Regions from separate parts of the Homo sapiens genome. Here region 2 is linked to region 1. Evidence: chromatin loops called from intact Hi-C (ENCODE). Cell type or tissue: sigmoid colon. All regions are shown on one strand. Links, peaks and the distances in the headings refer to the core of each region. The heading gives the core; the rest is flanking DNA. Region 1 overlaps ABLIM1 (actin binding LIM protein 1). Region 2 overlaps ATRNL1 (attractin like 1).

Region 1 (10,651 bases), core at 1,062-9,061:
ACATGCCAGAGTACAGCCTCTGAACAGCCTGCAGACACCACCTCCTCAGCTCTCAGGAGGCCTCCGGAGCCCAGGGCCGCCTCCTTCAGCTCAGTCAACCTCCTTGGAGCACAGGAAAAATATTATATCCTGTGTGTGATTGCATGGAAAAGCTATAGAGTGCCACCCTAGACTGCCAAGTTACCCACCCCCGCATAGCTTGCAATGTTCCGTTAGAAGCCAGGCACCTGTCTTATTTTGTCCATAATGGTCACCTGAAGAGCTTCTTGCCTTTTCTTTTCTTTCTTTTTTTTTTTTTTTGAGACAGAGTCTTGCTCTGTCTCCAGGCTGGAGTACAGTGGTGCGATCTGGGCTCACTGCAACCTCCGCCTCCCAGGTTCAAGCAATTCTCCTGTCTCAGCCTCCCAAGTAGCTGGGGTTGCAGGTGCCCACCACCATGCCCGGCTCAGTTTTTGTATTTTTAGTACAGATGAGGTTTCACCATATTGGCCAGGCTGGTCTCGAACTCTCAACCTCAGGTGATCCGACTGCCTCGGCCTCCCAAAGTACTGGGATTACAGGCATGAGCCACCGCACCCAGCCTTCTTGCCCTTTCAGTGCAGGTGTTTCAGCCTTACCCTGGGCCTGTAGAATTAGATTTCTAGTGGGTGGGGCCCAAGCAACCTTTTGTTTGCTTGTTTGTTTCACTATATTTTTAAACTACATTCATTAATATTTTCGAATAGGTGATTTCATGTGGTTGGGGAAATGCATGAATTAATGAATGAATTTATTTGTTTATTTTTTGAGACAAGGTCTTACTCAGTTGCCCTGGCTGGAGTGCAGTGGTGCGATAATAGTTCACTGCAGCCTTGATCTCCTGGGCTCAAGTGATCCTCCCACCTCAGACTCACAAGTAGCTGGGACTACAGGCATGTGCCACCATGCCTGGCTTGCTTGCTTATTTATTTATTTATATTAGTAGAGATGAGGTCTTGCTATGTTGCTCAGGCTGGTCTCGAACTCCTGAACTCAAGTGATCCTCCCACCTTGGCCTCCCAAGTGTTGAGATTACAGGTGTGAGCCACCACGCCCAGCAGGAAAATTTTTTTTAAGGCATGAAAAGGTATACGGTGGAAAATTTCCCCTCATTGCCAGGCTACATTTAAAAAAAAAAAAGCCTCACTTCCTTAACTGTAGCTATTATCCACTATTATTGAACATGAGCCCATTTCCTGGCAGGCTGTTTTGTGCAGTCCTAAAAGGCCCACAACCTAGGCTTTGTGTGTTTTTGGGGAGCGTCTATGAATGTACTCCAGCCCTGGAAGGAGAACAAAGGCTTACTAGTTCCTCATAGGAGAATGAACAGCAACAGGGAAATTATTAAATGCTTAATTGGTAATGACATACAGTGTAACAGTGTCAGCTTCATTAATTGTTAAATTAGGCAATGATTAACATATCATTAGGTTTATAGTAGCCAAGGCAAAAGAATACAATTCTTTTCAAAAGTTTTATAGCAACAAGTTCATTATGATGGCAGGATGTGAACAATTTCAGCACCATTGATGGGGTGGGGCCCCTGAGACCAGGACCTGCAGAAGAACCACAACGCCCGGTGCCCACTGAAAGGAACGCGTGCCCGCGCCCAGCCTTACTTGCTGATGTACTCCCCGGTGAGGACCTTCCCGCAGGACTTGCATTTAAAGCACCCCAAGTGCCACTGCTTATCCAGCGCCAGCAGCGCCTGCCCATTCTTGATATCTCTTCCGCAGCCGGCACAATCTGAAAAAGAGCAGCCGCCAGTGGTTACTACACATTTCCTTTGCTAAATCCAAGCAGGCAGCCCAATTTCAACCCCACTGTGTGCCCATCACACACTCAATCAATATTTACTCAAGCACCATCTCGGGTCAGTTTCTTTCCCTGCACAAAATCTTTCTTGGTGAAGGCTCACAGGCTGCGTCCTCGGAAGGACACAGAACGGAAGCTTCATGAACCTCCGTGGATCTACGGGGACGGATGTCCTTCACCCATCTGCTTACTTGGGGGTTTTTTAATGTATCCTCTGAGCTACAGATCGCCCAGAGAATATTTAATTATAGTGTCTTGGCTGTGATTTTAAGAAAGTGCGCATAGGCATTTATTAATTGAGGGCACTGTGAACAACTCAGCACTTTATGCTGATGCCTCGCCTAACACTATATACGTGATTACTCCTGGAGGCTGCCCGTAAATCTCATTTTTGTAAATGGGACCCTACTTCCTTATCAATCCAAACCAGCCTTTCAAAGATTTGTGATCATCAATTAAGTGGCTCTTAATTCCTTAGCTCTCAATTCTCCTTGGCAGGCTCCTGGAAGGACAATAAAGGAGAAATTATTTCTTCATGGTAAAGAGTGTGGGCCTGGAATAAGACATCCCAGTGAGGAACCCCAGCTAACTCCTCGTTGGCTAGCTATGTGATCAAAGCAAGTTACACCCTTTTGAAGCCTGGGTTTCTTCTTAGGGAAGTGGGAATGTTATCAGCACCTGGTCTCAGCCCTCTGATGAGGATTCAGTGCATTTAATAGATTTAGCAGTAGATGGCACATTGGAAGTGACTAGAAACATTTGCTGTTATTACAATTGCCATAATTAATCTGATTATCGACTGCTTCATTCTGTTAGGGAAGTTGGGTATTAAAAAGAAACCAGAAGACTGTAAATTGGTGCAACCTTTCTGGAAAGCAACTTCAACAACTACAGACATTCCACATCAATGTACCTGAGAGAATGAAAGCAAGCACGTGTCAAGTTGGCCACGTGTTCCAAGCTGATCAGACAGAACACACACAGAATAAAGCCATGTCCTGGCAAGTCCACTTAGTGGCCAGGTTTGGACCAAGACAGAGTCCACTTGGTACACAAAGTGATGAAACAACCCCCTCTTCTGACCACATCCGTGACTGCCACTGCTTTTTCCTAATGACGCTTCTAGCCCAACTTTAATTCTCTGACCATCCAGAAAACCTTGAGACCCAATCGCTGACCTGGTCCTGCTTCTTGACAACACTTAACCTAGAACTGCTTCTAATCCTTTGAATCCTCTTTAAAATTACCTAGCACGTGGGCTGGGTGCGGTGGCACACACCTGTAATCCCAGAACTTTGGGAGGCCGAGGCGGATGGATCACCTGAGGTCATGAGTTCAAGACCAGCCTGACTAATGTGGTGAAACCCTGTCTCTACAAAATACAAAAAATTAGCCGGGCATGGTGGTGCACGCCTGTAATCCCAGCTACTCAGGAGGCTGAGGCAGGAGAATTGCTTGAACCTGGGAGGCAGAGGTGCAGTGAGCTGAGATCATGCCATTGCACTCCAGCCTGGGCAACAAGAACGAAGCTCCGTCTCAATAAATAAAGTAATTAAATAAATAAATAAAATTACCCAGCATAAGCCCAAATGCTGTGAAAACTCCTCCAAACTGCACCCAGAGTGGGCTCACAGTTCCTCTGGCTTCCCTCTTGCTGCAGCTAGTTTAACCCGTTCTTTTTCTTTTTTTTTAATGACAGGTGTATTTCTGGCGATCTTGGACAGTGGGTGTTCACATAACCTTGAGATCCAGTAATTATTTTATGTCTAAGATTTTATTCTACAAATATATTTGCAAAAGCACATATGTGCATGCATATGTTCCCTACAGCATTTCTCTAATAACAAAAACTGGAAATAGGCTATATGGACCATCAGTGAAGGGCCAGTTAAATAAATTATAGTATAGTTGATAATGGAATACTATGGGCTGTTCAAAAGAACGAGGCAGATTTGTGCTCTGGCATGGAAAGATGTTCAAAATAGATCAAGTAAAAAAAGCAGGCCATAGAACAGTAAGCATAGCATAAGCTCATTCATAAAAAAGTAGTAAAGAAAATGGTGTGTGTGTCCTAGTCCCAGAATAGAACATTTCTGGGGGAAAACATTAAAAATTCTTAAGAAACTTCCCTCTCTGGAGGAGGACTTTACTGTTTAACTTCACATCCTCTGTGTTGTTTGAATTTTTAAACCATGATAATGTAAAAAATTTGACTATTTATAAAATTTAAAAATATAAGTTCTGAATATTGCAAATTAGAATTTCTTAATGTATGGCCCATTATCTAGTACACATATGAGTGTGTATTAGATGGTCATATGCATATGAGTGTATATTAGATGGTCATAAAAGATTAAGCATTTTTTTAAAAGCTGGGGTTTATATGAATTCCAACATCTGACCAAAATTTTTATAAAAGGAATCTCACATCTGGTAGTTTACTATAAAGATAAAAATGGAAGGCCACGATATTAGTTTAAAAATATAATTTTTAAAGTTTAGGAGCACAGTATGGATGTAAGAAAACTGATAGTTTTTTTTAAAAAAAAGACTACTTTTAGAGCAGGTGTAGGTTCACAGCAAAATTGAGCAGAAGGTACGGAGATTTCTGATACAACCCCAGTCCCTCCCCGTGCACAGCCTCCCCCATTAGCAACATCCCCCACCAGAGTGGAACCATTGTTATAATTGATGAACTGACACTGACACATCATGATAGCCCAGAGTCCACAGCTTACATTAGGGTTCAGTCTTGATGTTGGACATTCTGAGTTTGGACAAAGGTAGTAATGACATGTACCCGCTCTTATAGTATCATACAGAGTAGTGTCACTACCCTAAAAACTCTCTGTACCCCATCTATTCATCCCTCCCTCCTCCTAACTCCTGGAAACCACTGATCTTTTCACTGTCTACATAGTTTTGCCTTTTCCAGGATGAAATGGACAATTTTTTAATCCAAGTCTAACTGAAATTTTTCTTTATTCTTCTAATTACATAATTCCCACTAGGTGGCAGCAAAGATTTTAATAATAAGGAAGATGCTGTTCAATAGAATTTTTAAAAGAGAAAATCAACTTTCAGAGATGGCTTTTCATTTCTACAAATGACAATGGATGGGCTCAGGGAGGTTGACAGAGCTGTTTGCAGTCTCTCTGCTGCACCAAAAGTGAGGTCCAGGGAGGTGGATGGTGTGGGGAAGGTAGGAGCAGCATGGGCATTGGTGTCAGGAAGACTCGGGCAAGTTACTCTCTCCGAACCCTCATTTCTTCATCTGTAAAATGCGGACAACAGCCATTGCCTAGGCTGCTATCAGGAAGAAAAGAGATCATGCACTGTAAAGTGTTTTGCATAATACAATGCTTGGTACATGTGAGCCACTCAATAGACTCCCTTTTTCCTCGGTTAGGAGCAGTTAGGTCTTGGGCTCTTTACAACCACCTCAGTGCCCAGACATCCCAGAGCTATGAAATAAGCAAAGACACAATTTGAAAATAAAGACCACTGTTAGGGGATAGAAAGTCTTGAGGGCTTGGCCTGCAGCCAATCAGAGGCTGAAGCGGAGTTACACTCTATACAAATGAAGGACTGGCCCACGGCCAATCAGAGGCTGAAGCGGAGTTACACTCTATACAAATGAAGGACTGGCCCATGGCCAATCAGAGGCTGAAGTGGAGTTACACTCTATATAAATGAAGGACTGGCCCAGGGCCAATCAGAGGCTGAAGTGGAAACTTGACCTGCAAACAATCAGAGACTGAAGTGAAAGATTGGCCCATGACCAACCAGAGGCTGAAGTTTTCCTTTTGATTTAATTCTAAGAAGTCAACTTCAGATTCGCCTTAGGCTCCCAGTCTCTAGACCCTATTTTCCTGCCTCACCACTATGATCATTCTGCACTGAGGGCTTTCTAGAATCAGGTACCACGTGAGGGCTTTGTAAACATGGTACCATTTAGTTTTCACAATCATTCTAGTCAAAGTGCCTTGCAGACTGGAAGCTCTCTGACTTCACAGGTGGTATCTATACCATTGAGCTCCTCCATGCCCTGCACGGTGCCTCATGGGGGACAGCCACTCTACATGTTTTATAGAAAAATATTCACTGAATGCTTACCAGCCAGCTGGTAAGGTTGGGCTGCAAATAAAGGCTAAGGTTAGGCCTCCTTCCTGCCAATCCCTATGATACACATCAAGCAAATCAACAAAGAGCACCTCCTAGATAAGGGAATACCAGCCCACGTGAGAATCCTGACCCGAAGTATTCTGGTATATTTCACAGAGCCTACCCACTCCTGTCTGGACAAAGCCATGGTCTTCACTCAAGCCTGACACTGTGCTGGAGAGAGTGGAAAAGATGCAGAGACAAAAGATTCATGCTGGATTGCTCACTCCTTCCACGCTCACTCCAACTAAGCTCTTTCATAAAGAACAAAATGTCCTACTCTGTATCTTCATGTTTTTCAGCTGTTGAGAAAATTGTTTCCAAATCACTGAAGCAGCTGCTGATAAATATAGAAAGCTGGTGATTGGCATTGGAATTATTGCCAACGTCAGAAGTAGGTGAATATGCAGTGGCATCGAGGAAATAAAACCCATGAGGAACTTGCCAGTGTCCTACCCAGGAAAAATAATGACCTAACATGGAAAAAAAAAAAAAAAAAGAGAAAAGCCTGACCTTAAACACTTGACCCTGAGCCCTTCACTCTTGGCATCAAAAGCCAGAAAAAAGCAGGGATTTGGCTACTCACGTCCAGGTTAAATTAACATCCATCTACATAGCCGCTTCCAAATTGATATCATTTTGTTCAAAGGCAATTAATATCCTTGACAATAGGGATATTGCCTGTCACTCTTAATATATTTTATTTGTTTATTTATATATTTTAGCATAGGGCTATGGACACTTGGGCTGCAAAAGTAAGTTGAAGAAGGGGACACGTTGCTTTCAGGAAAAAAGAGAAGAGATCATGCATGGTAAAGTGTTTTGCATAATACAATGCTTGGTACATGTGAGCCACTCAATAGACTCCCTTTTTCCTTGGTTAGGAGCAGAGTTAGGTCTTGGGTTCTTTACAAGCACTTCAGTGCTCAGACATCCCAGAGCTATGAAAGAAGCAAAGACACAACTTGAAAATAAAGACCACTGTTAGGGGATAGAAAGTTAAGAGAGAAGTCATCTCCTGGGCAGCAATTAAGCTTCTCTCAGCCTGGGCACCTATGTTCTCCTTGAGAACTATTTCCGCCTTCCTGGAATTCTCATTTGAGATGAATAAGGGCCCCAAAGATGTCTTACTCTGTGAAGACGCCTCTCTGGAAAAGAAGGCTGAGGACATGGGGCTAGCTATAAAAAAAGAGAACCATGTGCTAGCTAAACTCCCAGCCACCGCTACCTTCCCAGGCCTGCATGCTTCGAATGTGTAGAGTCATTTACAAAGGTAGTAATTTCCATTCAGAGCAACTACCTAGCCAGGATCAAAACTTCCAGAATACAGAATGGGACTTTTCTTAGTGTCTTGGAATTTTTGGCTAAAACCTCCGAGGTGAGAACGATGGGGAGAAGTATCCCATCTTCCAAGGAAAGGTGCTAGGAATATCCTTGCAGGACTTATCAAAAGATGGTAGACTCTGCCTGATGACTATCAACCCTATGGCCTACCCAACTCTGGAATCAGACATTGGAAAACAGAGAGCTGAGAGTCAGCAGCGAGCTCTTCACACAGCAGGAGAGTGGTGTTCCCCTCTGCTCTGCTGCAAGGGTTACAGGATCCTGTTAGAAGGAGGAACAGCCTCCCACTCTCTGCCTAGATGTTTACTAAGTGGGGAAACTCAGGCCCTACAGCTGCTGTGCCAGCCAAGAGAAGCTTTTGATGTATCCTGGAGCTTAGAAGCATTCATGGACAAAGAGTCTGGAGCCTACTGAATTGGGAAGGCAGGAAGCTGGCTGGAGTCACCCTTGATGGTAGGTGAATGAGAAGACAGAAGTGATGTGGTGTGAATTTCCACTGTTCAGCTCACTGGAGGTACATGAATGTCCCATGGATGGTACCCACATTACTGGGGGTGCATGAATATCACATGGATGGTACCCACACCCCAGCATCTTGATGAGTCCACCTGAGAAAGGTGCCTGCTAAGTAGGGGGACTTCATTAGTAACAAGCTATGAGGAGACCATGAGGAAGTAGGGGCTGATTCTGGGAAATGGAGAAGGGTGGGCTGCAAGAGGTTAATCAGAAATTTTGGTCAAATAACTCAAAATGTATTCCCCATCCCAACTAAAAGTCTCCAGCCAGTGTTAGCAGAAAGAAGCACAATAACGCCAGTTACATAACACCTTGTCCCCTCAACTACTTACTCCCCACCCCCTGTCCAAAACCCCAAAGGAACCCTGAAGGACAGAAAGGAGATAAGAAAGACCAGCCTCATTGCCGGTCTCCAATTTGGGTTGGGCCTGACCTAGGAAATGGTGAAGCTCTGAAATGGATGGGGGAAGAGAATTTTTAATAGGACTGGACTTTGAAGAGCTGAAAGTGACAAGAAAGCTATGTAATCTAAGATATCATCAGACTGGGCACAGTGGCTCACACCTTAAATCTTAACACTTTGAGAAGCCAAGGCAAGAGGATCATAGCTTGAGGCTATGAATTCAAGACCAGCCTAGGCAATATAGTGAGACCCCCGTCTCTACAGAAAATAGAATAGCGAGGCGTGGCAGCGCTAGGACTGCAAGTCCTAGCTACTTTGGAGGCTGAGGTGGGAGGATTGCTTGAGCCCAGGAGCTCAAGGCTGTAGTGAGCTATAATCACGCTATTGCACTTCAGCCTGGGTGACAGAGTGACAGACTGAGACCCTGTCTCTAAAAGATATAATTAAGGTGGAAAAGGCAGCTCTGATAGAGGATAATAAAAGTAGCAATAGGGAAAAATAAGTCTTCACTGTTTTGTCCCCTGTGTGTCTTGGCCTATCCTAGACACTAATTGGGCAACTCACAGCAGTTAAGGATTTTGGAGCTGAAGAGCACTGGAGTCAAATTCCAGCTCTGACACTGAACAGAGGGACCCTGGGCAAACTAGGCAACCACTGGGCTTCAGTTTTTTCATCTGTAAAATGAGTAGGTTAGCAATACCTGCTTTCCCAGGCTGCGTAATATGTGTAATTACCGAGCCGAATTTCAGGCACATACATGTAAACACTTGGTGTCTCTACTGTCCTGATACCTGCGATAATCTAACATAACTTACATTTCCTCTTCCCTTTAAAACATTGTAAATGGCCCACTGTCAGCTTCTGGGGAAGGCATTTTAGATTCTCATTAGTTTCATAATCATCATAAGAAAATTAACATCTTGTGTTCTGAAGTTTGCATGTCTGTTATCTCAGTTTACCTTAGGGCTCCCACTAACCTGGGAGAATAGAGATTATCTGCATTTTACAGACCACAGAATATCTGAGAGCCAGAGGGACTTTATAGACCATCTGATGCAAATGCTTCATTTTACACACCGGAAACTAAGGCCTGGAGTGGGCCCGGGCTTTGCCTGCCCAATTAACCACAGAGGACAAATCTTCTTTTCTCAAATGCCCTTGAACCCAGGCTTTGATGCTTACAGGACTGCTCTCACTTTAAATCTCCGATCATGGGTTTGTTTCTCTGGTTCCTGCCTCCTTCATTGTAAAGGGGCAAAAACAGACACTACAGAACAAGAGCATGAGGTGTTCCTTCAAAGGTAAAGACTACGTAGAGAACTATTGTGAACTGAATGTAAATCATTACATTAAAAAACTAGGGAGAAACTTTATGCATCTAACCAATGCTTGCTGAGACACTGAGATAACTGAGACTTATAAAACGTCCAGAGGGATTTTAAGACAGTTCAGAGCATGCCCTTTACTATAAAAATTTTTAAATAAAACATTTAAAAAATCAATTTTCAGTATTGAAACTGTTGCCCAGGTATGTTCAAGAAAATTCAAGCTTTCCTTGGAATGCTTTTTTACAATAGATCTTAAAAAAAAACAAAAAACCATATTTGTCATAAACAAAAGTACAAAATAAGTTCCTGGCTATACACATGGATAAAAAATAAATAGAAACAAAATCATTTCAGATTTAGGTTGTTATTAATAGAAAGTGGAATAAGACTTTGGAGACCTTATAAAATATCCTTTTAATAGACTGTTAACTACAGTACTTTGTCCCTGGCCAGGACTCAAGCTAAGGAGCTCCAAGAAAAAAAAAAACAAATTTAAGTTCTAGGGTTTGGGTAAGTTGAGGTCCTGAATTTAATGTCATCTATCCTGTCATTCATTTGTTCCTAGAGAACATGGATTTCCCAATCTTGTGTAATAAAATGGTGGAGGTGGAATGTGGGAGAATACTCATTCTATCCGAAAGAGAAAGAAGGGGCACAAGAGAAGGGTGACCTGAACGTGGATCAGATTCTGCTAACAAGCTGCCTTTAACACAAGCCTTCAGCATGTTAGCTCAGCCCCTGACATGTGGATTCCACCACGGGAATCACTGTTTAGAGACACGTGGTGACTGCTCACTTTATACGGGACAGATAGTTCCAGTCGGCAAGGGTTTCCATCCCTCCATAAGTGTGTCAGTTGCCACCTGTTCTCATGCTTGAACTGACCACTTGCAACTGTGTTACTAGCCTGGCCTTCCTAGGACCATGAGTTTGCAACACATGGATTAAAAAACCCAGACTTTCCTTATGTTATTTTTGTATAAGAGTTGGGCAGCAGTTTTGACATCTTTGAGGCAGAAATGATTCAGGCACTTGAAAACCTCTCCTTGACCAAAAAGTCCCC
Region 2 (10,651 bases), core at 974-8,973, 580 kb after region 1:
TTATTTATTGTTTTTAAAATACTTGTAAACAAAAAACCAAACAGATCTATTCTTTTTTGTTTGTTTGTTTTTTTGAGACGGAGTCTCGCTCTGTCACCAGGCTGGAGTGCAGTGGTGTGATCTCGGCTCACTGCAACCTCCACCTCCCAGGTTCAAGCGATTCTCCTGCCTCAGCCTCCCGAGTAGCTGAGACTACAGGCATGCACCACCGTGCCCACCTGATTTTTTTGTATTTTTAGTAGAAATGGGGTTTCACTGTGTTGGCCAGGATGTTCCTGATCTCTTGACCTCGTTATCCGCCTGCCTCCACCTTCCAAAGTACTGGGATTACAGGCATGAGCCACTGCGCCTGGCCCAGACCTATTCTTTTTATCTTTTTCAGAGAGCGCTCAGAGACTAGCTGTATCTATTATAAAGACCTATTTTTAGTAATACTCACCTTTATATAATTTTATTACAATGAACAATATGTATGTATAACTTAAGACTGGTGTCATAGGGTTTGTATTGTTTTGAGAGTCTCATTTTAAAATCATTTGTTGCTTCACAAACATAACCTAGTAGATGTAATAATAATTACTAAAGCGTTAAATCAAGAGTTGATTACTTTTTAACTTGTTTGCATTTGAGAATGTATTTTCTAAATCAATTATTTGACTATAATATTTCATTTATGTGTCAAATATGATTTGAATGGGGGAATTCAGTTCTTAGTGGTACCTAAACATAATTTTAACTGTTTAAAGGAATTGACCGTGTCGAGTTATATAATTTGTTTGTTAGCAGCTTCTTTTCTTTCACCAATTGCATGTTTTCATAGATTTAGAGAGGTTAGAACATATAACTAAATGAAGATAGGTAATTTTCCTCATGAACAAGTATCCTTAAAAAGAAGTACAAGTTACCAGTTTAAAACTATTTTGTACATTTATATCTCCCCCACCCCAAGTTTTTGTTTGTGTGCTTATGGGCTTATGTGAGCAATATTCTGTCTTGGAATAGTTATATATTAATGCAATTTGCATAGATATGCAAAATTAGAAAAACATTAAAGTCTATATAGTTTTAAATTTTTTGAAGTAAATATTTTAAATCACCTAGATAAATGTATTGGAAATGTACAGCTATAACTAGAATGTAATTGTAATTGCTTAACTGATGTAGAGTGTCTTCCAGCTTCATCGGATTTTTAAACCAATCAGAATGAGTAAAGGTACAGGGTTTTATTAGAGTAGCAAGGTGACTTTAAGTGAAGTTTTATATGAATTAAGTGGAAGACTACCCTGTAGTATTATGACAGGATGGATAGCAGGACAAAAAGGAGAAATGAGACATTGCCTTACAAATAGTGATAAGAAAAAAAATGGGGTACAGTGGCATGAGAGTAGATTTTAGTGTATTGGCAGCAGTAGTAGAACTAATTTAGTGAGAAATGGATAGGGACTTCTTTTAGATGTATTCTCCTTTTAGTTGCCCATTCTGACGTACAAGCATTACTGATCCTGGTAAGAATATTTCTGAGTAAATTTTATGTGCTTAACAGTCTTATGTATATCTATACATACAATATTCAGTTTTGTTCTCTTTTAGTGGTTTGATAGTCCCTGAAATAAGGGGCAATGAAACTGTGCCTGAAGTTGTTACTACATCTGGCTATGCACTGTTACATTTTTTTAGTGATGCTGCGTATAATCTAACTGGTTTCAACATTTTCTATTCGTAAGTATTTTTTAAAAATTCCTTCTTTTAATGATTCTTGTAATTTAATGTAAAAGAGGTTTTTTTTGTTTATTTTTATTAATGTCTTGTATACCAGAAGCAGGCTACCGTGTTAAATTTCAAATTAGTAGGCAGGATCCCTTCTTAAGTGACATAAAATCTTAATAATATGCCACAAAACGTGATCTAAACCTATAAGTTTGGTTGAAAATTAATTATGAAATTGACAATTGTTTTTTGGCAAGTGATTAAGTAAACAAGTACTAGTGTAGCTTTACTGGTAGCAACAGATGTGGTGAGACTGCAGGGAGTTGTGAACTGCCTTTCAGTGCTCTAAGGTATATCACTTGTAATTTGAAGAGGATTATGGGAGCTAAGTTTTTGTAGTCCCTATTGCAGAGACTGTACTGAAAGCTATGCATACATTATGTCATTTAATTACCTTCAATTCTGTCAAGTGGGTATATTTCCCATTGACACATGAGGAAATTGTGGCTTAAGAGTTAAGTGGCTATACCACTATCTCCTCTAAAATAAGAAAAGTAATATTCATTGAGAATCTATTATATGCCTGATACTTTATATACATTTTTATATCTAGAAGACTGAGGGTGAAGTAATGAGAGATGCTTTCACAGGAATGGCTAGAGAGGAAGTCTATATATTATTTTTTTCTTTTCTTCAGAATGTAGAAATTGGTAACCAGAGAATTTTTCACCAGAAATATTATAAATATCCTTGAATCAGCAATTTATTATGGAATTTATTTATCCTACAACGTATCCAAGTATGTATGCAAGGGAGAACAAATATATAGTAGAATATAATCACATGGTGGCTCACGCCTGTAATCCCAGCACTTTGGGAGGCCGAGGCGGGCAGATCACGAGGTCAGGAGATCAAGACCATCTTGGCTAACACGGTGAAACCCTGTCTCTACTAAAAATACAAAAAAATTAGCCAGGCATGGTGGCGGGCGCCTGTAGTCCCAGCTACTCGGGAGGCTGAGGCAGGAGAATGGTGTGAACCTGGGAGGCGGAGCTTTCAGTGAGCCGAGATCGCACCACTGCATTCCAGCCTGGGCGACAGAGCGAGACTGTGTCTCAAAAAAAAAAAAAAAAAAGAGTCTTAAAGCTAAATATGATAAACATACCTTTTCTTCAATAACAGTGTATGGGTGATAGCATGCTCTTTTATATTATACAACCAAGTTATATCTTGACTTCTCATATAGTTTTGAATTTTCATGAATTTAATTTTTTTCTGTAAAATATACAATCAAAACATTGAGTACTTAAGTCTTTACAAAACATTTTGCCTGGAACCGTACAGATCCTGCAGATGTTGAGCATGTAGTCGTTAGACATTTGGAGTCTTGGTATCAAAGTAAATCTGTTGAATAAAATAAGACCAACTGCAAATAAATACTAACAATTTCATAAGAGTAAGAGGGTACAGAGTAAAGAATTAAAACTACATTGTGAAATTCTGTTACATTTATAAGCACATAGGACACAGTATAAAAATTATAAAGTTTATGATGTATCAACCAAAATTCTTTTTCAATTACCTTGAATCTGAATATATATGAATTATATTTTACAGAATCAATTCTTGTCCTAACAATTGCTCTGGTCATGGGAAGTGTACAACTAGTGTCTCTGTTCCAAGTCAAGTATATTGTGAATGTGATAAATACTGGAAGGGTGAAGCTTGTGATATTCCTTACTGTAAAGCCAATTGCGGCAGTCCAGATCACGGTTACTGTGACCTGACTGGAGAAAAATTATGTGTCTGCAATGATAGTTGGCAAGGTAAGCATGTGTGGTGTGATGGCTTTTGAAACATTGATTCATATATGTAATAGATTAATACAAATTCCACACGTTTGTTTCGTTATAGTTTGCACACCCAAGCCTTATATATTTACTTTTATTTTTAGAATGTTCAGATTAATAATCAACTTCTTAATAATTTTTTTGTCACAAATAGAATTAATTGGCAAAGATTTTGTCTCCATACTACTTTGAAGATCAAATGAAGTTATATATGAAACTGAATTGTTAGGTGTGTGATAATTATGGTCTTCTGTAATTTGTTGTTGAATCTCCCCAAATTTGGTGACTTCACTGAATTTAATGTGGTGCATTCAAATTTGATTTATAAGGGTAATATAAATAGTATACTACAAAAATAAATGTTCAAAGGGACTGCAGTATATGAAACTTATTTCTTAGGAAAGGCTGACATCTTGTGGCTATTTTAAAAAGAACTAGACTATTTTTAAAAGTATTTTAGCTGCCTATTGCAGAAGTCAGATACCTAGGAAAGAATTTCTAAGTAATTTTTATAAATATCTATCATCAAAGATTAAGTTTAGACTACAGTGAAGAATGTTGGCTTATTTATCTGTATATAAAATAATAAATATTGTCATTATGAAATTAAGAGATATGCTTATACATATACCTACCCACCTAGAGCTTACTTTTTGCTAGTTACATTTACCTATGAAGAGCTTCCTTTGTGCCAACATATTAATCCTGTTGAAATAGGGAAATTTGACTCAATAATTACATAACCTGAAGTACTTGATTATGTATTATTATAACACAGTGTAATAAATAGTAGCAATAGTTCCCAAGTTAAAAACCAAAGAGAACATACTCTTCATGAAGTTGTATTCATTATTCCTGAGATGACCTTTTCAAAAAAGTGTTGTTGGGTATGTTGAGTACTTACTTAGAGGAATTATTTTAGGCTTTGTGTAAATTATGCCTGTCTTAAGCTCATGTTAGCTCATTAAAAAATATTAGGTATGTCAACTGCACAAAAGATCTATGATTTCTTATTAAATCGAATTTGGTTACCAATTGCAATTATGTCAGATGCAAATTTCTAAATGTTTTGTAATTACAGGGACATGTATTTTAAGTGACTCTTTTAATCATTTATGACTTTTCTTCCCCCCAAAAGTGCCTTGAGATGTAATTTTATTTTCATTTCTGTCGTGAAACTAAAATAACTGTCTTTTCTATAGAGACAGTGGTGTATCCATATTATATTTGATTTAAGGCCTGAGAAATAGAAATATAGCTCATATACACAGTATTTTTCAAACTGGTCTTCAATTGCTATTAGTCTCCACCTCATTTCAGCAGTCTTAAAAGCAAATGAGGAATACATTTGTATAACATTCTCTGTGAACAACTCTGCCCCTTTTCTGTTTTTTACTTACTTTCATTAGTCCTTCTTTGAAATGCTTTATTTTGTGTAAGTCTTGTAATATAGATCTGATTCAAAGTATTAAGAATTTTTTTCTGGCCTTTGTTTTTTGGCCTTTTCATATCCTATTATTCTCATCTGTAATGTCCCAAATCATAAGAATTCCTGAATCTAATATGTCTATAAGCAAATGGAAATGAGGAAGCAAATACTGGGTATGTTCACTTTTAAAGCAAAGTTATATTATCAGTAGTCTAAGAACTACTTGTCTGTGTGTGTGTATGTGTGTGTGTATGCATATATACACATATATTTATAACTACATATATATTTTATATGGAGAATAGTGTGAAAGTGCTTTGTAAATTATAAAACGCAGAAATAAGACAATTTTATACCATTTTCTTAATAATTAAGGAAATGATTTCTGAATTGATATGTTTGAAGGAGGCCTTGTAAATGAGATAATATGGTGTTTTCAAGACAAATTATGTGCAGACTGGTTACTTTGTGCCTCAAACTGATCCTGATTCTGTATTTAAGGAAGCATAGCTCCAAAGAAGGTAGGATTGTGAGCAAACTCATTTAGGGGAAAATGATGTTTTTATTTCAGATATATATAGAATGGGAAGGAATCAGTGAGGTAAGAAGAGGAGATAGATTTGCTTCTAGGACAAATGGGGAATGATCAAAGAATGAGAGACATGTGAAAATGCGGACTGCCGAGGCAATCTTTATGAGGTTCAAAATCTGGTAGTTTTATACAAGGTGTTATTTGGAACTGGATTATTTAGGTTAGAGTAACAGATTGTTGTTACCTCCATTATATTTTATCCTTTGTTGTTGCTTGACTACTTATTCTGTTTGGCTGTATGCCTAATGTATATTTTTTAAAAATGAGTGTTACCCTCTAGAAACTTGGGTTTTATTAAGATAACACAGAGGAAAAACCTAGCTTTATATTAAGTCCTTTTTTTATTTTTATTTTTATTTTTTTATTATACTTTAAGTTCTAGGGCACATGTGCACAACGTGCAGGTTTGTTACATATGTATACATGTGCCATGTTGGGGTGCTGCACCCATTAACACGTCACTTACATTAGGTGTATCTCCTAATTCTATCCCTCCCCCCTCCCCACACCCCACAACAGGCCCCAGTGTGGGATGTTCCCCTTCCTGTGTCCAAGTGTTCTCATTGTTCAATTCCCACCTATAAGTGAGAACACGCGGTGTTTGGTTTTTTGTCCTTGCGATAGTTTGCTGAGAATGATGGTTTCCAGCGTCATCCATGTCCCTACAAAGGACATGAACTCATCATTTTTTATGGCTGTATAGTATTCCATGGTGTATTTGTGCCACATTTTCTTAATCCAGTCTATCATTGATGGACATTTGGGTTGGTTCCAAGTCTTTGCTATTGTGAATAGTGCCGCAATAAACATATGTGTGCATGTGTCTTTATAGCAGCATGATTTATAATCCTTTGGGTATATACCCAGTAATGGGATGGCTGGGTCAAATGGTATTTCTAGTTCTAGATCCTTGAGGAATTGCCACACTGTCTTCCACAATGGTTGAACTAGTTTACAGTCCCACCAACAGTGTAAAAGTGTTCCTATTTCTCCACATTCTCTCCAGCACCTGTTGTTTCCTGAGTTTTTAATGATCGCCATTCTAACTGGTGTGAGATGGTATCTCATTGTGGTTTTGATTTGCATTTCTCTGATGGCCAGTGATGATGAGCATTTTTTCATGTGTCTTTTGGCTGCATAAATGTCTTCTTTTGAGAAGTGTCTGTTCATATCCCTCACCCACTTTTTGATGGGGTTGTTTGATTTTTTCCTGTAAATTTGTTGGAGTTCTTTGTAGATTCTGGATATTAGCCCTTTGTCAGATGAGTAGATTGCAAAAATTTTCTCCCATTCTGTAGGTTGCGTTTTCACTCTGATGGTAGTTTCTTTTGCTGTGCAGAAGTTCTTTAGTTTAATTAGATCCCATTTGCCAATTTTGGCTTTTGTTGCCATTGCTTTTGGTGTTTTAGACATGAAGTCCTTGCCCATGCCTATGTCCTGAATGGTATTGCCTAGGTTTTCTTCTAGGGTTTTTATGGTTTTCAGTCCAACATTTAAGTCTTTAATTTATCTTGAATTATTTTTTGTATAAGATGTAAGGAAGAGATCTAGTTTCAGCCTTCTACATATGGCTAGCCAGTTTTCCCAGAACCATTTATTAAATAGGGAATCCTTTCCCCATTTCTTGTTTTTGTCAGGTTTGTCAAAGATCAGGTGGTTGTAGATGTGTGGTATTATTTCTGAGGGCTCTGTTCTGTTCCATTGGTCTATATCTCTGTTTTGATACCAGTACCATGCTGTTTTGGTTACTATAGCCTTGTAATATAGTTTGAAGTCGGGTAGCAAATGGAAAACAAAAAAAGCCTGAGGTTGCAATCCTAGTCTCTGATAAAACAGACTTTAAACCAACAAACATCAAAAGAGATAAAGAAGGCCATTACTTAATGGTAAAGGGATCAATTGAACAAGAAGAGCTGACTATCCTAAATATATATGCACCCAATACAGGAGCACCCAGATTCATAAAGCAAGTCCTTAGAGGCCCACAAAGAGACTTAGACTCCCACACAATAATAATGGGAGACTTTAACACCCCACTGTCAATATTAGACAGATCAATAGACAGAAGGTTAACAGCGATATCCAGGAATTGAACTCAGCTCTGCACCAAGCGGACCTAATAGACATCTACAGAACTCTCCACCCCAATTCGACAGAAGATACATTCTTCTCAGCACCACATTGCACTTATTCCAAAATTGACCACATAGTTGGAAGTAAAGCACTCCTCAGCAAATGTGAAAGAACAGAAGTTATAACAAGCTGTCTCTCAGACCACAGTGCAATCAAACTAGAACTCAGGATTAAGAAACTCACTCAAAACTGCTCAACTACATGGAAACTGAACAACTTGCTCCTGAATGACTACTGGGTACATAACGAAATGAAGGCAGAAATAAAGATGTTCTTGAAACCAATGAGAACAAAGACACACAATCTCTGGGACACATTCAAAGCATTGTGTAGAGGGAAATTTATAGCACTAAATGCCCACAACAGAAAGCAGGAAAGATCTAAAATTGACACCCTAACATCACAATTAAAAGAACTAGAGAAGCAAGAGCAAAAACATTCAAAAGCTAGCAGAAGACAAGAAATAACTAAGATCAGAGCAGAACTGAAGGAGATAGAGACACAAAACCCTTCAAAAAATCAGTGAATCCAGGAGCTGGTTTTTTGAAAAGATCAACAAAATTGATAGACCATTAGCAAGACTAATAAAGAAGAAAAGAGAGAAGAATCAAATAGATGCAATAAAAAATGATAAAGGGGATATCACCACAGATCCCACAGAGATACAAACAACCATCAGAGAATACTATAAACACCTCTATGCAAATGAACTAGAAAATCTAGAAGAAATGGATAATTTCTCGACACACACACCCTCCCAAGACTAACCAGGAAGAAGTTGAATCTCTGAATAGACCAAAAACAGGCTCTGAAATTGAGGCAATAATTAATAGCTTACCAAGCAAAAAATGTCCAGGACCAGACGGATTCACAGGTGAATTATACCAGAGGTACAAGGAGGAGCTGGTACCATTCCTTCTGAAACTATTTCAATCAATAGAAAAAGAGGGAATCCTCCCTAACTCATTTTATGAGGCCAGCATCATCCTGATACCAAAGCCTGGCAGAGACACAACAAAAAAAGAGAATTTTAGACCAATATCTCTGATGAACATCAATGCAAAAATCCTCAATAAAATCCTGGCAAACCGAATCCAGCAACACATCAAAAAGCTTATCCACCATGATCAAGTGGGCTTCATCCCTGAGATGCAAGGCTAGTTCAACATATGCAAATCAATAAGCGTAATCCAGCATATAAACAGAACCAAAGACAAAAACCACATGATTATCTCAATAGATGCAGAAAAGGCCTTTGACAAAATTCAACAGCCCTTCATGCTAAAAACTCTCAATAAATTCGGTATTGATGGGATGTATCTCAAAATAATAAGAGGTATTTATGACAAACCCACAGCCAATATCATACCGAATGGGCAAAAACTGGAAGCATTCCCTTTGAAAACGGGCACAAGACAGGGATGTCCTCTCTCACCAGTCCTATTCAACATAGTGTTGGAAGTTCTGGCCAGGGCAATCAGGCAGGAGAAAGAAATAGAAGGTATTCAATTAGGAAAAGAGGAAGTCAAATTGTCCCTGTTTGCAGATGACATGATTGTATATTTAGAAAACCCCATCATCTCAGCCCAAAATCTCCTTAAGCTGATAAGCAACTTCAGCAAAGTCTCAGGATACAAAATCATGTGCAAAAATCACAAGCATTCTTATACACCAATAACATTCAAACAGAGAGCCAAATCATGAGTGAACTCCCATTCACAACTGCTTCAAAGAGAATAAAATACCTAGGAATCCAACTTACAAGGGACGTGAAGGACCTCTTCAAGGAGGACTACAAACCACTGCTCAACGAAATAAAAGAGGATACAAACAAATGGAAGAACATTCCATACTCATGGATAGGAGGAATCAATATTGTGAAAATGGCCATACTGCCCAAGGTAATTTATAGATCAGTGCCATCCCCATGAAGCTACCAATGAGTTTCTTCACAGAATTGGAAAAAACTACTTTAAAGTTCATATGGAACCAAAAAGAGCCTGCATTGCCAAGTCAATCCTAAGCCAAAAGAACAAAGCTGGAGGCATCACGCTCCCTGACTTCAAAGTATGTTAAGTCTTGAGTTCCTTCCTAACATTTCTCTTTTGCTTAACCTACCTGGTCTTGTGTGTCATTTTTTTTTCTTTGGTTTTTCTTTTTCTTGGAGATAGGATCTCACTCTGTGGCTCAGGCTAGAGTGCAGTGGCATGATCGCAGCTCTTGCAGCGTTGACCTTCCATGCTGAAATGATCCTCCCAACTCAGCCTCCGGAGTAGCTGGCACCACAGGTTGCACACCACCATTCCCAGCTAATTAAATTGTTTTTTTTTTTTAGAGATGAGATCTTTCTATGTTGCTCAGACTGGTCTCAAACTCCTGGGCTCCAGTGATCCTCCCACCTTGGCCTTTAGAGTAGCTGGGACTACTCGAGGGCACACAAGTTTGTTGTATAATATTTAATTTTGTCATAAAGTATAGTTGTCAAAGATAATGATATATACATATTAAATATATGACTAAAAGTATAGGGACCTGTGTAGACTCATCTGCTTCTATGACAGTAAAATAAAAAAAATAGACTTCATAGTTTGAGGTTCACAGGAAAATTGAGCAGAAGGTACAGAGAATTCCCATTTACCTCCTGCCCCAATGCATACACAGCTTCTCTCATTATCAGTATCTCCCACCAGAGTGTATATTCATTACAGTTCATGAGCTCACACTGACAAATCATTATCAACCAAAGTCATAGTTTACATTAGCATTCACTGTCAGTGTTGGACATTCTGTGGGTTTGGACAAATGTATCATTACATGTATCCACCATTATAGTATCAACAGAATAGTTTTTTTAACCTAAAAATCCCCTATGCTCTGCCTATTCATTCTTTCCTCTCCCTACCCCTGCCAACCACTGATCTTTTTACTGTCTCCACAATT

The links. Peaks named below come from ENCODE experiments on the same cell type or tissue, not always from the same donor. Only the 100,000 strongest peaks of a DNase experiment are listed, where the experiment ranks them.
Region 2: it touches region 1 in a loop (7-fold over the local background); 26 of 110 quality-filtered maps call a loop at or near these places.

Annotation. Positions count from the first base shown.
Region 1 is chr10:114,546,013-114,556,663 of GRCh38, forward strand. ABLIM1 (actin binding LIM protein 1) reads right to left here. Exons shown (of 23, transcript NM_002313.7): 5 at 1,638-1,764. Among named protein-coding and RNA genes, the nearest start is that of ABLIM1, 110 kb to the right of the region's middle. In sigmoid colon, for the core only: CTCF peaks have their summits at 2,901, 4,861 (motif pointing right) and 5,060; DNase peaks (open chromatin) are centred at 1,640, 2,885 and 5,474; H3K4me3 peaks cover 960 bases; H3K27ac peaks cover 1,618 bases.
Region 2 is chr10:115,126,003-115,136,653 of GRCh38, forward strand. ATRNL1 (attractin like 1) reads left to right here. Exons shown (of 29, transcript NM_207303.4): 4 at 1,591-1,719; 5 at 3,325-3,533. Among named protein-coding and RNA genes, the nearest start is that of ATRNL1, 38 kb to the left of the region's middle. In sigmoid colon, for the core only: a CTCF peak has its summit at 3,991 (motif pointing left); no DNase peak of the experiment used is centred there.